Regions from separate parts of the Homo sapiens genome. Here region 1 is linked to region 2. A link is an interaction called in ENCODE POLR2A ChIA-PET data of the cell type or tissue named here. Cell type or tissue: IMR-90. All regions are shown on one strand. Region 1 overlaps PPP1R13B (protein phosphatase 1 regulatory subunit 13B). Region 2 has its middle 32 kb from the start of KLC1.

What was found. Peaks named below come from ENCODE experiments on the same cell type or tissue, not always from the same donor. Only the 100,000 strongest peaks of a DNase experiment are listed, where the experiment ranks them.
Region 1: POLR2A ChIA-PET joins it to region 2 with 5 read pairs; 2 of 35 experiments call an interaction of 5 or more read pairs at or near these places.

What each region holds. Positions count from the first base shown.
Region 1 is chr14:103,785,563-103,788,062 of GRCh38, forward strand. The region is part of intron 2 of PPP1R13B (protein phosphatase 1 regulatory subunit 13B); the gene reads right to left. Among named protein-coding and RNA genes, the nearest start is that of PPP1R13B, 61 kb to the right of the region's middle. In IMR-90, no CTCF peak of the experiment used is centred here; no DNase peak of the experiment used is centred here.
Region 2 is chr14:103,596,405-103,598,904 of GRCh38, forward strand. No RefSeq gene overlaps it. Among named protein-coding and RNA genes, the nearest start is that of KLC1, 32 kb to the right of the region's middle. In IMR-90, no CTCF peak of the experiment used is centred here; a DNase peak (open chromatin) is centred at 1,427.

The DNA of each region.
Region 1 (2,500 bases), 190 kb after region 2:
AGGCTGGAGTGCCATCTCGGCTCACTACAACCTCTGCCTCCAGGGTTCGAGAGATTCTCCTGCCTCGGCCTCCTGAGTAGCTGGGATTACAGGTGCCCACCACCATGACCAGCTAATTTTTGTGTTTTTAGGAGAGACGGGGTTTTACCATGTTGGCTAGGCTGGTCTTGGCCTCTTGGCCTCCTGGCCTCAGGTGATCCACCCGCCTTGGCCTCCCAAAGTGCTGGGATTACAGGTGTGAGCCACTATGCTCAGCCTCCCATTCTTGAAAGAAACATAAATTGACCAGGCCATGTTATTTCTTAAAATGTCAGGCGTGGCAATCAGAGGTACGAAGGCTGGACAGGGCACTTCCTGGCAACTCAGGCAACATTATTGTGAATGTTTGTCAGTACCAAGTTAATAAAAATTAAATCCTATATAACTAAATGTATTTCAAATATTTTTTTAAAAATCAAAGCTTACTCACAATCTCTCACTCCTTTACTTTTTTTGAGACAAGGTCTTTGCTCTGCCACCCAGGCTGGAGTGCAGTGGTATGATCTCAGTTCACTGCAACCTCCACCTCCCGGGCTCAAGCGATCCTCCCACCTCAGCCTCCCAAGTTAGCTGAAACTATAGGCATATGCCACCATGCCTGGATAATTTTTGTAATTTTTGTAGAGATGGGGTTTTTGCCATGTTGCCTGGGCTAGTACTGAACTGCTGGGCTCAAGCAATCTGCCTGCCTCAGCCTCCCAAAGTGCTGGGATTACAGGTGTAAGCCACTGTACCTGGCCAGTATCTAACCAATTACTTGAGAAGAGCACTAACTCAGTTGTTGAATTTAAAGGAACACTTTTATATGTATAATGCATTCCATTTTCCTTCTCTGTGAACTGTCTCAGGTATTATGCCTATTTTTCAAAAATCTGGGTTGTGGCTGAGTGGGGTGACTCACGCCTGTAATTCTAGCACTTTGGGAGGCCAAGGTGGGCAGATCACCCGAGGTCAGGAGTTCCAGACCAGCCTGGCCAACTTGGTGAAACCCTGTCTCTACTAAAAATACAAAAATTAGCCGGGCATGGTGGCAGGCACCTGTAGTCCCAGCTACTCAGGAGGCTGAGGCAGAAGAATCACTTGAACCTAGGAGGCGGAGGTTGCAGTGAGCCAAGATCGCACCATTACACTGCAGCCTGAGCAATAAGAGAGAAAACTCTGTCTCAAAAAAAAAAAAAAAAAAAAAAGGCTGGTCATGGTGGTGCACGCCTGTGGTCCCAGCTACTCAGGAGGCTGAGGTGGGAGGATCGCTTGAGCCAACACACCTGGCTAATTTTTGTATTTTTAGTAGAGATGGGGTTTCACCATGTTGGTCAGGTTGGTCTCGAACTCCCGACCTCAGGTGATCCACCCACCTCGACCTCCCAAAGTGCTGGGATTACGGGCGTGAGCCACCATGCCTGGCCTACACCCAGCTAATTTTTTGAATTTTTTGTAGAGACAGGGTTCACCATGTTGGCCAGGCTGGTCTTGAATTCCTGAACTCAAGTGATCCACCTGCCTCGGCTGCCCAAAGTGCTGGGATTGCAAAACTAATCTTTTACATAATCAAGATGTTTATATCAGGTTGGGCGTGGTAGTTCACGCCTGTAATCCCAACACTTTGGGAGGCTAAGGCAGGTGGACCACCTGAGGTTAGGAGTTCAAGACCAGCCTGGACAACATGGTGAAACCCCATCTCTACTAAAAATACAAAAATTAGCCGGGCATGGTGGCGCATGCCTGTGGTTCCAGCTACTCAGGAAGCTGAGGCAGAGAACTGCTTGAACCTGGGAGGTGGAGGTTGTGGACAGCTGAGATCGTGCTACTTCACTCCATGCACTCCAGCCTGGGTGACAGAGTGAGACTCTGTCTCAAAAAAGAAAGTTCATATCAGCTCACGTGCTCTATCAAGAAGCACTGAAAAGCTGGCATATAAAAAAAAAAAACCCTAGGGACTGGGCGTGGTGGCTTACACCTGAATCCCAGCACTTTGGGAGGCAAGAGTATCATTTGAGCCTAAGAGTTCAAGACCAGTCTGGGGAAACACAGTGAGACTTAATTGCTACATTTTTTTTTTTTTTTTTTTTGAGACAGAGTCTCACTGTGTCGCCCAGGCTGGAGTGCAGTGGCGCAATCTCGGCTCACTGCAAGCTCCACCTCCCGGGTTTTACGCCATTCTCCTGCCTCAGCCTCCCGAATAGCTGGGACTACAGGTGTGCACCACCTACGCCCGGCTAATTTTATTTTTAGTAGAGATGGGATTTCACTGTGTTAGCCAGGATGGTCTCGATTTCCTGACCTTGTGGTCCGCCCACCATGGCCTCCCAAAGTGCTGGGATTACAGGCGTGAGCCGCCGCGCCCAGCCTCCTTTTTTTTTAATTAGCCGGGTGTGGTGGCACACATCCATAGTCCCAGCGACTAGAGAGGCTGAGGCAGGAGGATTGCTTGAGCCCAGGAGGTTGAAGCTGCAGTAAGCCA
Region 2 (2,500 bases):
CTCAGCCTCCTGAGTAACTGGGAGTACAGGCACTGGCCACCACACCAAGCTAATTTTTATACTTTTGTAGAGACGGTTTCACTATGTTGGCCAGGCTGGTCTCGAATTCCTGGGCTTAAGCGATCTTCCCACCTCATCCTCTCAAAATGCTGGGATTACAGGCATGAGCCACTGCTCCCGGCCAAGACATGAAATTTCAAGTAGGGATGTACATACAATTACAGGAGCCCTTCAAGTCACCTGTCATACTCCGTACCTGGCCTCATCTATCTGGAGCCTCAGGTGTAGCCTAGAATGCCCTCACAACCACTCCCCACTGCACAAAGACACGGCTCCCCTATGAAACCGCAGTCTCCCCTGGCTGGACAGGTGCTCCTGCTCTGTGCCCCTCAGTGCTCTGGACAAGCCTCAGTGATTTACAGAACTCTGGCCAGGCAAGGTGGCTCACGCCTGTAATCCCAGCACTTTTAGGAGTCTGAGGCAGGTGGATCACCTGAGGTCAGGAGTTGGAGACCAGCCTGGCCAACATGGTGAAACCCCATCTCTACGAAAAATACAAAAATTAGCCAGGTGTGGTGGTGGGTACCTGTAATCCCAGCTACTTGGGTGGCTGAGGCAGGAGAATCATTTGAACCTGGGAGCCAGAGGTGGTAGTGATCTGAGATTGCGCCACTGCACTCCAGCCTGGGAAACAGAGAGAGACTCTGTCTCAAAAAAAAAAAAAAAAACAAAAAAGCCTGGCACAGTGGCTTATGCCTGTAATCCCAATACTTTGGGAGGCCACTGCAGGCAGATCACGAGGTCAAGAGATCAAGACCATCCTGGCCAACATGGTGAAACCCTGTCTCTACTAAAAATACAAAAATTAGCTGGGTGTGGTGGCACACATTTGTAGTCACAGCTACTCGGGAGGCTGAGGCAGAAGAATCGCTTGAATCCGGGAGGCGGAGTTTGCAGTGAACCTTGATCGAGCCACTGCACTCCAGCCTGGCGACGAGCAAGACTCCATCTCAAAAAAAAAAAAAAAAGAGTCTGGATGCAGTGGCTCACGCCCGTTATCCCAGCCCTTTGGGAGGCCAAGGTGGTTGGATCACCTGAGGGCGGGAGTTCGAGACTAGCCTGACCAACATGGAGAAACCCCATCTCTACTAAAAATACAAAAAATTAGCCGGGCGTGGCGGTGCATTCTTGTAATCCCAGCTACTCAGAGGCTGAGGTAGGAGAATTGTTTGAACCCGAGAGGCGGAGGTTGCGGTGAGCCAAGATCACGCCATTGCACTCTAGCCTGCGCAACAAGAGCAAAAGTCCATCTCAAGAAAAAAAAAAAAGAAAAGAAAAGAAAAATTCTAGATTTACAGAACCCACTCGGCCGTCCTGTCATTGGTAATGTGTCAGCCTCTCCACACACACCAGCATCTGCCTGGCGGGGGTGAGTCATACTCATCTCGGGTATCCAGGAGCCTCCCACTCAGAGCACTTGCTCCATGAATGAATGCAGAGGCTCATGAGAAGAGGAGTGTAGTGAGGATAGACTTGTGCTTGCCTGGCATTTCTGGGGCCCAGGCCTCCCCATTCTGTGCCCATGTGGCTCTAGAAAGGCCAAAGCCACCTCCTCTACAGAGCTGGGCACACTAGCCAGCATCGCTGGCCAAAGCTAGCCCAGGCCTTCCCAGAGCAATGAGGAAAAAAGACCCAGCACTTTCTTCCCAGGGGGTTCTGAAGTCAAGGGTGTGAGTCTGGTAGTGATCCTGCCCAAGGATGAAGTCAACTCTGCAGAGCAGTGCTGAGAAATGGAAAGAGGAAGATTCCAGACAGGAAGGGTGGAGTGCCTGGATCCAGCCATGCCTGGGGCCTCAGATCACCCTCCAACTTTGAGGTATTTGCTTGAAATTTGATTCAAGTTTCTTTACCTGCACCCCAGAAGCCTGACTGACCCAGATTACCTCAAATAGCACATGCCTAGAGTGGCCTCTGAGGTCTCAGTTCTTGGGGTGGGGGTAGTAAAGGGGGTGGTGTGATCCGAGTACATTTCAATCAACATCCAGTTGGCTCTGAGTCCTGGGGTCCACCTGAAACCAAGCCAGGCTGGCAGAGGCCATGAGCCCATCTCTGGGCCTGACCATCAGAGGCATCCCCAGTTGATTTCGAACAGCCTGAGATACCCTCTGGGAAGGGAGTGTGGGTGCCAGGAGTCTGTAATGAGATAATCATCACACAGTGAGAAGGAGAGGTCATCCCAGTAAGCACCTGGGGGGCTTGGGATGCTGGCACAGTGCAAGAGGCCTGTCCCTCGGGGATTCTTAGCGAATGAGCCTTGTCACTTGAAAATGAATGTGCCATTGTAAAGAACTCAGGCAGGGGCAGTGGTTCATGCCTGTAATCCCAGCACTTTGGGAGGCCGAGGCAAGCAGATACTTGAGGTCAGGAGTTCCAGACAATCCTGGCCAACATGGTGAAACCCCTTCTCTACTAAAACTACACAAAAATGGCCGGGTGCAGT